Regions from separate parts of the Mus musculus genome. Here region 2 is linked to region 1. A link is a contact called in ENCODE Hi-C or POLR2A ChIA-PET data. All regions are on one chromosome and are shown on one strand. Each heading gives the region's core, a stretch centred on a gene start or an enhancer-like site at or near the end of the contact. The rest is flanking DNA. Distances are from core to core; before and after follow the strand shown. Region 1 overlaps Coro2b (coronin, actin binding protein, 2B). Region 2 holds the start of Coro2b (coronin, actin binding protein, 2B).

The links. A loop is a pair of places that touch in the nucleus more often than their neighbours do. ChIA-PET counts read pairs that join two places held with the same protein, here RNA polymerase II (POLR2A).
Region 2: a map of heart shows a loop between it and region 1 (2.1-fold over the local background). The contact joins the promoter of Coro2b here to the enhancer-like site in region 1. A Hi-C loop is called at or near these places in 2 of 37 maps with a recorded cell type or tissue (gastrocnemius and heart). POLR2A ChIA-PET finds 5 or more read pairs at or near these places in 1 of 5 experiments (embryonic stem cell).

Annotation. Positions count from the first base shown.
Region 1 is chr9:62,418,405-62,424,007 of GRCm38, reverse strand. It overlaps Coro2b (coronin, actin binding protein, 2B), which reads left to right. Exons shown (of 12, transcript NM_175484.3): 12 at 2,595-4,516. The coding sequence ends at 2,726. Among named protein-coding and RNA genes, the nearest start is that of Gm40523, 5.5 kb to the right of the region's middle. Within about 2 kb of position 3,332, at least 1 of the 3 ENCODE cell types and tissues checked has a DNase peak (open chromatin) inside an H3K27ac peak, as active enhancers do; it is heart, where a contact is called at or near this core.
Region 2 is chr9:62,534,963-62,540,565 of GRCm38, reverse strand. Coro2b (coronin, actin binding protein, 2B) reads left to right here and starts at 3,522. Exons shown (of 12, transcript NM_175484.3): 1 at 3,522-3,913. The coding sequence starts at 3,899. Gm39352 (a long non-coding RNA gene) reads left to right here. Exons shown (of 4, transcript XR_870833.1): 2 at 1-1,285; 3 at 1,778-2,285; 4 at 2,440-2,685.

The DNA.
Region 1 (5,603 bases), core at 2,083-4,582:
GAGAGAGAGGGTTATGTGCCACTATAGAAAGATGTTCATAGCTGGGCGTGGTGGCGCACGCCTTTAATCCCAGCACTCGGGAGGCAGAGGCAGGCGGATGTCTGAGTTCGAGGACAGCCTGGTCTACAGAGTGAGTTCCAGGACAGCCAGGGGTACACAGAGAAACCCTGTCTCGAAAAAAAAAAAAAACCAAAACAAAACAAAAAAATAAAGGAAAAAAAAGAAAGAAAAAAAAAAGAAAAAGAAAAGGAAAGAAAAAGAAAGAAAGAAAGAAAGAAAGAAAGAAAGAAAGAAAGAAAGAAAGAAAGAAAGAAAGAAAGAAAGAAAGAAAGGAAGAAAGAAAGAAAGGTGGATGTTCATAGTTCTAGAAAGGATGAAATCTTGTGATAAACAGGGTTCTTCTCAAAATAACCCAGGCAGAGGGCAGTGGTAGAAGACTTGGAACTGGAGCAAAGCTGGGTGGCAGACGCTAGGGAGCTCCTGGGACCATTTTTCTTATTTTTGTTTATATTTAACATTTCCAGTTTTAAAAACAATTTTTTAACAAAAGAAAAGAAACGAAAGAAAGAAAGAACCCTGCCTTTTGAAGGCAGAAATATGGGTTGCCGAGATTGCCCGAGTGAGCAATCGTGAGGGCTGGATCCCTGTCTCAGCCCTGAGGGTGAAGCAGGAGGGCCGGAGGGGATGAAGTGGAGTGACATCCAGCTACCCAGATGCCTATATGGATTGGAACCAGTGACCTGGGGAAAGCATTCCGAGTTCTCTGTGCAGGAGAGACAGAGCCCGCCATCCTCCTGTGGCTAAGCCGTGCCTCTCCCACCTTGGGAATAAATAACTCAGACGCCGAGGCCTCAGCTTTACCCATAGTTACGACATTCTGAAAGCCAGGAAGTAACTGATAAGCAAGCAGGACAAGAAAGGGAAACGGCCATCTACAGGCAAGGAGACAGACAGCTCAGAAGCAGGGCATGATGGCGGGCGCCAGAAAGATCAGCATCGGGAAGCTGAGGCAGGAGGATTGCCATGAGTATGAGATAGCATGGGCTACATAGTGAGTTCTAGGCCAGATTAAGCTGTGTGTGTATGTGTTGTTTAGTGTTGTGACAGGCTTTCCTCTAGCCCTGGCTGGCCTCAAACTCACTATTTATCCAAGGGTGATCTTGAACTTCTTTTCTTGGTTGCTGAGATTACAGGCGTGTGACACCACGTCTATTTTATATAGTGCTGGGTAGCAAACCCAATACTTTTCGCATGCTAGACAATATGCTACCAGGTGAGCTGCATCCCAGCTCCAGGCCTGGGACATTTGACAGGTGCGTATGGTTGGAAAGCCACTATAACCAGTCTCCATGGTTACATCACCTATACTTGGTTGTTTAAGCATCGCCTTTAGCAAGACTACTCTCTACTTAACATTTTTATAGAAATGGCAATGCTCTGTCCTCATTGGTGTATGTTATACTTAATTAAATTATAAAAGCACATCCATAATCAAATGTAATCATGCCAAGACCTCCTAACACAGTGACTGTGGATATCCCAGCTTGCTTTCTAGTGCTGTGGTAAGTTGCTATGGCTAAAATAAGTTGGAGAGGAATGAGTTTATCTGACTTACACTTCCACATCCCAGTCCATCACTGAGGGAAGGCAGGAACCTGGAGGCAGGAACTGAAGCACAGACCAAGCAAGAATGTGGCTTGCTCAAGTGCAGGGCCCCTGCTGGTAGCCTACTTTCCCAGTCAGTGTTTTGTGGGCATCTGTTAGTATATTTCACAGAAGCAATCAGAATCTAGTAGACCCAGAGAGTCGACTGTACGAAGGTCTGCCAGGGTACCAACTCTTTACCCAAACCACTGCGCACAGACGCACACATAAGGCCAAGTGTCATTCTGTACCCTCAATTGCCTCAAGAAGAGAAGAGGGACTGGCTCTGGGTTCGATCCTCTAAAACAGAGCAACAACAACACAGATAACCCTAGCGCCTGGGAGGAAGAGACAGGAAGATCCTGAGTTCAAGGCCATGCTCAGCTACTTAGTAAGTTTGAGGCCAGTATGGGCTATATGAGACCTTATCTTTAAAAGAAAAGTCTTAGTTTTTTTTTTAAGAGGCAGAAGCAGGAACACCCGGAGTTTGAGCCATTCTCTGCTACATAGAAAGTTGGAATGTGGCCAACCTGAGCTACAAGAAAGAAGAAAAGGATTGAGGGGGGGGGGCAGAAGGGAAGTGGAGGCAGGAGGATCAGGAGTTCAAAGCCAGCCTCAGACCTGAATGAGCTAGAGTGAACCCCTATCTCAAACAAACAAAGGCTTTAGTTCAGACCCATAAAGGGGCCAGCTTGAGATGCTGAGAAGCAGCCTCCCTCCGACAGGCCTGCGTGGCTCCCATGCTTTACTGTTCTCCCATCAGGGGTAAGTAGGAGCCCCGAAGGATAACTGCAGAGAGCACCGGGCTGGCTGTCTCAGGGTGGGAAGAAGCCTGGGGCAGGTGAGCGGGCATGGCAGGTCTGGGTGGGGTGGGATGAGGCGTCTGAAAACCTTGGTCCTCCAAAGTCCTCCTCACCTACTCTCTCCCCGTACCCCTTGCTGTACCCCAGCTCCTCAGGATGTTCTTTAGGCAGCAGGATGAGATTCGAAGGCTGAAGGAGGAGCTGGCACAGAAGGACATCCGGCTCCGTCAGCTCCAGCTCGAACTGAAAAACCTGCGCAACAACCCCAAGAACTGCTAGCCCCGCCTCGGGCTGTGTTAGCCCCGCCTTGGGCTGAGTAAGCCCCGCCTCGGGCTGTTTTCCAAGCCGATCTCTCCGTTGTTTTTACTGGTCCCTAAACTGCCTCTTATCTGTAGAGCCCAGAGACAGGGCCTGGACTGGAGCTGGGGACCAGTTGGTAGACCCTACCTACCACCTCAAGAACTGGAAGCTGACCTTTGACCTCCTGACTTCATGCTAACATCGGTCCCCCAGCCTCTCCTGGAAAGCCCACCCCTGACTGGCTGCGGCTTCTCCTTGCAGCCCCAAGAGCCAGGCTTTCCCCCTTGGCTCCCGGCAAGTCTCCTCAGAGGGACAGGATGAGTGGGATTACAGCCTGGTTTAGATCTTGAATGTGTCCCCTGCAGAGGGGCTGCCAGGACCTATCTACACAGGAACCAGTCGCTCTGACCCCAGCATTCCTTCTGAAACACAGAGAGGGCTGGATTGTGGGGAGAGCGCTCTGCCCACCTTCTGCCTCCTTCTGCTCCTGCTGCCGAGCAAGCTCAAGTCATCTCACCCAATGGTTGAGCGCCTGGCAGCCCGCCCTTTTCTTTCTGAACTCCCTCCCACCCCTTTGTCTTCAGGGAATGAAGAGGATGTGCTCCATGGCCATAATGACCCTTTGCCTACCTACCCTGTGGTTCTCTTCAAAGCTCTTTTACACCACTTTTCCATTTAATTCGTGAAGCAGGCAGAGTAAGGATTAGTGTCCCTACCTGTCAAATGACAGAACCGAGGGGTCACTCAGAGGGTCAGCAGCAGACCAAGTACCCTTGGTATCCAGAGCTTTCGGCCAGGGCCCTTCCCACTGTATTGAGATGCCAATCCCCTTGTGGGCTTCCCCAGAAAGAGACCTGGAAGCCACTTCCACTGTCTGCCCAACACCAGTAGTGCCAACACGCAGGCTGAGGCTCTCACACTCAGTGCCCTGGACCCTCCTGGCCTGCGCTCCTTGCTCTCACTCTCTGCTGGGGGGGGGGGGGGGGCTCCATCTGACAGTGAGGCCTCTTCCTGGAAGCTGAGGCAGAGAGAAAGAATAGAGTTTGGCCCTTGGGCAGGCAGAGCAAGATGGCTTCCAGGGACGCTCTGCCTGTGTCTCCCTCCACCCCGCTCCCTTCCCACTCCCAACCCTGCTATCTCAGCCACTTTCAGCCTTACACACACAGGATGACCACAGCCACTCCACCCACATAGCACTTTAAAGTTTACCCAGGTTTTTGACACATAGATCTCACCGACTCGTGCATCTGCCCTACTTTACAGTGAAGGTAACCAGGAAATGGCCCTCTGCACGCAGCTCTGGGATGCGGCATCTCTTTGGTCCTCTACACGCTTGCTTTAGCCCCTCTCCCCTCCCTCTCTCCATTCTCCACCTAACACATGGAGCTCAAAAGCACTGGTGTCAGGACAGTCACCGCCCTTTGGGTAGAGGAGATGTGGGGACCTCGGTCACCGGCTGGGATCTGCTATACATAGGACACTTCTTGCCTGCCCACCCTGCAAAACTTCCCAACTGCAGATGCCCTCCAGGCGAGCTGAGGTGAGATTTCCCCAGCCCTGGGGCCTCTCCTCTCCAACCACCGACGTTCCCCACTCCCAGCGTGCTAAAGCGAGTTCTCCTCCCCACCACCACAGCTAGACTGTCAGCTCTCATCTCCCCTCCACACTTCTGGAATTTTCTTTCTCTCCATTGACCTTTGTGGTCTTCTGTGATTATTTATGCTGCCTCCCAAGGTTAGAATTGAAATAAAATGTTTTCAGGTTATCAAGCCATGTATCAAGCCATGTTTTCAGGCTATCGTGGCCATGTCATTTAGCCGCAGGGAGATCCTACGTTGGTCACCTCGTTGTCTCTGTGGCCAGCGGCACATTCGGCTCCTCTGTCTTTCTGAAATGACAGCTACCTCTGTACAGCTATCCTGCCACATTCTGTTCATCTGACACTGTTGACAACCCCGGGGACGACAGTGCTTTGCTGCGGGGGCTGTCCTGTACACTGTACACTTGTCAGTGTCCCTGCCTGCCTTAACACTCCAGGTGTCATGGCAACCTCCTCCTAGTTTTGACAGACAAAAATGCCCTGCATATTATTCAGTGTAATTCAGAACTACTGTTCTGGGGAAAGGGACCCACCACCAAACCTGACAGCCTGGGTTGTAGAAGGAGAAAACAGACTCCAATTATCCTCTGACCTCCACGCGTTTGACATGGCACTCTTGGGCACTTGTATACATGGACACACATATAAATATTAAAATTTTTTACTTCAAAAAAATTGATAACGTGTGCAGTACCAACAGTGGCCAGAAGGTGGCGTCGGGTTCCCTGGAGCTGGAGTTACAGATGGATGTGAGACACTATGTGGGTGCTGGGAACTGAACATGGGTCCTCTGCAAGGGCAGCCAGTGCTCTAACCACTGAGCAACCTCTCCATATTTCCTTTTTTTTTTTTTTAAATAAACTACCTCTTACAGCTATTCAAAAGGTATTTGCTATGGACAAATATAGTGGTTCATACCTATAATTCCACTCTTAGAGGCTAAAGCAGGAAGGTTATCAAGGGTTCCAGTCCAGCCTGAGATACACAGTAAGAAAGACCCTGTTTCAAAAGAGGGCAAGGCACACCAAGGATGTAGATCAGTTGGTAGGATGCTTACCTAGAATGTGTGAAGCCCAGAATCTGATCACAGGCACTACATAAACCAGATGTGGCAGCACAACTTTGTAATCCTAGCACTTGGGAAGTGGGGACAGGAAGATCAGAAGTTCAAAGTTAACCTTGGTTAAATAGGGAATTCAAGACCAGCCTGGGCTATATAAAGACCATGTTTGTTTTGTATCTAATCCTGTGCTGGG
Region 2 (5,603 bases), core at 2,273-4,772, 120 kb before region 1:
AACAAGCCTTCCTCCCACTGTACGGAGGCACCGAATACAGGACTGGCCAAAGCTGGGCAAGCAAGTATCTTTGGCCAGTGAAGCCGCTTGTCTAGAGGACCTGATGCTTTGCTTGTAGAGGAGGACCTGAGTAAGATGGCTACCGGGATTGGTGCTAAAGATGGCTATGGAAGCCATCTCAGGGCAGCCGGAAGCTACCCAGAATCCCCTAGGTGTGTCTGCCTTGGAGAGTGAAAGGGGGCGGGGTAATCAGAGCTCATTAAAAAAAAAAAGGCAAATAAACAGAAGTCAAAACCGTGTGACTCAGGGAGCATCAGGACATCTGCATAGAGATGCCATTCGAGCTTTGGAGGATGAGTATGAGTTTTGTGAGTTTTGTCGTGCTGAGAACAAGGGAGAAGGGCATCGGAAGTTGAGGAGAGAAAGTGGGAAAGCATTAGGGCATGGTCGCCTCTGTCATGATCAGGCACACTGAGGCTGTTCATAGGCACTCTTCTTTATAACATGATTTGTAACCTACAGCCCAAGCTAGCCTATGTTTAATTTTACATGTAACTCAATGCATGATCCAAAGAGCTCAGACTAGAGCTACGTAAATAGTAAATACCGCTACAAGTAAGAGGTAGGAACTCCCGCACCTCTGTCTAGGGCATACCCTGAAACGGAGGGTCCTGGACTCCCAGCCCAAAAGCACAGTGCCGAGGAAGAGTGTGGTTGAGCACGCTGCCCTCCATGACTGACAACAGCCAGGTGACTCTGTATGCACCCTCCTCCAGTGGGCCCCAGCAGTGCCCTCGAAAACACCTTTTTGCCAACCTCAGGGGCCACTGCATCTCCTCCTGTGGTCTCTCTCCAGTTTAAGCCCCTGACTCCATCTGTGTGTGTTCTCAAGCCTGCCTCCAAGTGGAGCAAAGCAAGATAGGCACAGTGGCTGGAGCACAGGCCGGGTGGTACTGACCATGGGAATGCTTACAGCTCTGAGTCCCTCCTTCAGGCCGATCCTACACGTGGCACCAGAGGACTGGGCATCTTGCCGGGGCATCGTGCTTATCCAGGTGTCCTTTCTATCTACGGAGATGAAGATGTGACAGAAGGAGGGAGCCAGCAGCCATGTGAGGGACCTAGAGTGTCTCCTGTCTGCCTTCAGAGCCCATCACATGGGTCCTGGGGATGGCAGATTGATGTTCCTAATTACATTTGGCTCAAGATAACATTAAGTGTTTGTCTTGTTCCCAGAGCCCACAACAACAGCAGACAGCGCGGAAGGTGCCAAGAGGCATGCTGGGTAACCGAGGATGGCAATCTGGGATGTGAGAGGGGTGATGGGTGTTGGTTGCTGGTGTTCTTGGCTGGCCCTTCAGTACTTTCTAATAGGGCCATAGGGCTGGATGGAGAAGCCTGGCAATGATGGTTCCATTCTCCTGTCTTAAGGCTCTCCTGTTCAAGACTACCATCCTGACATGGAATCCAAATCCTTCTGATAATGACCAACTGGCTGATGGGAAATGTTATGGGTCTCCTTTACATTTCTTCTGCTGATAGAACACTTATTTTGCTTGAATTGGTGTGTATGTGTGTGTTGCTGGTAATGGAACTGAGAGCCTTAATATGCATACTAGGCAAGCATGCCATCCTAGAGATACACCCTATCTTTGAGTATGTATGCATATGTGCGCATGTTTATGATGGCCAGAAGTCAACGATGGGTGTTTCTCCTTCCTCCTCTGCCTTTATTTTTGTTGTAATTGAGACAGGGTCTCTCTCTCTCTGAACCCAGGGCTCATTGGTTAGCTAGACAGGCTGGGCTGCAAGTTCCAGGGACCATCTTACCTTCACCTGATTCACACTGAGAATACAGGTATGCACTGCAATACTTAGCTGGGGATTTGAACTCAGGGCCTCAGGCTTCCCTGGCAAGCACTTTCACTGACTAATCCAATCTCCCCCGCTCCATACATCATCCTTGATTTGTTCCTGGTGACATTAAACTTTTCCTGGAGCCTTATGCATACTGGGCAAGCACCCTATCATTGAGATGCAGTGTGTGTGTGTGTGTCTCTGTGTGTGTGTGTGTGTGTGTGTGTGCTATGTACATGCTTGTGATGGCCAGAAGTCCACAATGGGTATCTTTCTCAAACATTCTTTGCCTTTAGTTTCGTTATTGTTGAGACAGGGTCATGCAGGAAGATAAATCATACCCAGGGGCCAGCTAGCTCCCTGCTGTACTGTCCCATGTGGAGACAACCCAGAGACTCTGAACTAAGTGTACAGTGGTTGGATGTCAGGTAAGGATGGGGTTCAGAGAATGAAGCCGGCATTTCTGGGGCGGGTGGGGGGGGGGTGAGGCAGTAAAGACTTGAGGCCTGGCATGACTACACCTAGGAGGGGTCTGGCGCAGAGCCAATGCCTGAGGCCTGAAGCTACATCTGCTCTCCCTAGAGACCTAGTAAAGTTGCTGCAAGGCCCCTGGAGACGGACAGGTGTTTATACCCTTCCCAAGATGCAGAAGAAGTTCAAAGATGGCAGCAGCTGTGGAGGAACTCTGTAACTCACAGACACAAGTCCTGGCTCTGTCACTGTGTCAGACCAGGTACGTCCCCCCACGAAATCTGCTCATTCTTAGGGATGCCCCCCCAAAAAACCCAAAACACCAACAAAAACTAAGATAAAACAAAACAAAAAAAACTGTAAATAAAAATATCGGGATCTATGCCAAAGCACTTTATAGTAGTTGTCACTGTGTGTAGTACTGTTCTAGAAATACAGCTGCGGAATGGAGCAGGCATCCTACCTCCCTGTTCCTGCACCTTCCTCCGGGGCAGGTGCTCACACTGGACTGCAGTGAAGAAACTCTGAGAGCAGGTGGCACACTTCAGAACCCCCGGGGGGGGGGGGGAGAGAGAGAGAGAGAGAGAGAGAGAGAGAGAGAGATGCTCCAAATACCTCATTCCCTCCTCCCTTCTCTGTGGTTGCAGCGGCTCCTTATCTGTCCAAACCGGTTTTGCCCAGGTACTCGCATGGCCATATTCAGGCAATTGTACTTGAAATTCCTGCAGCTGCTACAGGGTGTAGGTAACCTGGCTGGGATTTGCCTAGAGCAACTGTACCTGTCATCTCCCCAGTGATGTGAACACTCTTGAGGAGGGTCGGTCCTGCCTCTCTTACAGAGAGCTCCCCCTGTGTCCCTATAACTATAGAACGCAGGATCTGCAAAGGAAACCTCTAAGAAGCTTGCCACCAAGCAGAGAGCCTCTGGGCGAGTCTGGCGAGCCAACTGGGCCCAATGCCCCTCTGTCTAAGTACTTTACACTCAAGTCCTGCCACTTCCTATGTAACATGGACCACATTGGCCTTAGGCGAGCTCATCACTGAGATGCGAAGGAGTGCTTCCACGAGCCCTCCTGGCCACCCTGAACTCGTGTGGCAGCTGCGGGACCCGTAGCGGGTGGACTTTGGGAACCTCCAGGGGGCGACCAGCCCTGGGAAGGCATCTCCGGCCGCGCGCCGCGCCCGTCCAGCTTGTGACTTCACCGGGCGCCCGGAGCCAACGCGGCACCGAAGGCCGGGTCCCCGCCCACGGCCCCGGCCGCAGGTGCCAGGAGCCCGAGGGGGCAGCGCCTGGACGCGCGGGGCTGGGGACCGTCAGGCGCCCGGACTGCACTCCCGCCTCTGCCTCCGCCTCCTCTTTGTAGCGAGTCCCCGGTCGGTCCTCCCCGCCCCCCGCGCGGCCCGCCGCCCGCCTTTCTTCCTGCCTCGCCTTCCTGCGGCGCGGCGGCCTCATCTATTATAGATGCTCGGCCGCGGCTGACATCAGCCAGCGGCCTCCCGAGCGCGCGGTCCCCAGCCCGGCCCAGCCGCCTGCCGCCGCCCGCGCCCAGCCCCACCGCCCGCTTTCTGTATGACTGTCACAAAGGTAAGCAGCGCAGATCGTCGCCACGCTGGGGACCCGCGGGTGCTACAACCCCCCGGGCAGGGACTTGAGGGGCTTAGGAAGGGATCGCGCGCGCGCGCGCGCTCCAGCTCCCAGGAGTCGCTCGGCCCCCAGGGGACTACGGGATGCCGGGAGGGGATGCTCCTTTGCAGCTATCCTGGACGGTGTGGACCACATCACTGTGCGCCCCGGGACTGCATTTTTAACTCTTGTGGAAGGTGCTGCAATTTTAACCCCTGGAAAGCTGCTTCGGGCTGGCTGGCGCTCTGGGTGTCTGTCCCTCAGTGTCACGCGCCGTAAGGACTGAGGGATCCATGCTGATGATGCAGGGATGGGCTGGCCATGCTAGTCAGACACACAAGGGAGCTGAACCCCACCTGCCTGTCTTTGCCATTTACCCCAGAAGCCTGGGCCTGACTCCAAAGCTACCCTGTAGAGGCGCTGCCGGATCCCTGAGTGGCTGCCAGAGACAGGGAAGGTTCTACTGCATGGGGTGGGATGGGCAGGGAGTGTGACAGAGAGGAGCAGGTAGGCATCCTGGCAGACCCCAGTTTGGAAGAGGTTCTTGGACTTGTCACAGGAGCCCGGGTTTGTTGAAGAACTTTTTTGGGGACGTCTTCCCTGCCAATGGAAGAATGGAGTTAAGAGGAGAGACCGTTGGGGCAGTGGGATAAGCCCTGGGCCAAGGCAGATTTGAGTCTCTCTACGGAGAAGGGCTAGGCCTAGTTTGGGCTTAGGTTTCCTTTTCTGCAATGGGATAAGATGAGCCTTGGTAGTGGTGGGACAAACAAGTGAAGAGTATGAACTGTACTCTTCCCAGGTTCTGTTGGAGTGCTGACCTCACACCCTGGCATCGGCCTTAGCCGTGGATTTGGCCGTCTATACACCTTAGGCCAGACTCCATCTTTCCCAGATGCTCAGCTGGCTCTCACAGCTGAGGAGGTAGAAGCCAAGCAGGCCAGGCAGCCTGCTGTGGTCAAAGCCTTACAGAAAGGCTGGGCGGTCCATTCTAGACCCTTCTAATAAGCTCCTTACCCCAGCGACTTGCTCAGCCCGGCTCGGACTTCACTTCAGACCTTGTCATTGCCCTCAGTTCTGGGACTTGGGAGCTGTATGAGAATGATAACCTGAGGGCTCGGGGCGGATGTGCCTGGCCTTAACTTTGTCAAGCTAGCTATATCAAGCGGCAGGGTGCTTAGTGCTCTTAAATGAGCATAAATGCAGCTGGGCAGAGATGTGTTGTTATGGAGATTGTAAATGCCAAAGCTTCAGGCAGGTGGGGGCTGAGGAGCAATTCATGGGCCGGGTGGGAGCATAAGTGTTAAGGCTGAAGATGACCTTGCAAGGACTGACCCTGCAACCTCTCCTGTCTATGCACACGGATTCAGACAACTTTTCTCCCTTGAAGGTAAAACTGTTTAACTGAGGAAAAAGCTGAGATTCGGAGAGGTGAGGTGACTTGCCTAAGGTCACATAGCTAATATAAGTATGGCAGGATTCGGGTTTACCCTCAAGTCTGTCTCAGTCTCCTGCTGAGCCATCAGTCTGTATGACTGGGTGTGGGGCTTCCACAGCAGAGGGACACTGTCTGGGGGCCTAGGATGGTGAGATGGTGGAAGTGGGGCCCACGTAGCCCACTGTCAGACCTTCCCTTAGGTACGCGAGGATTATT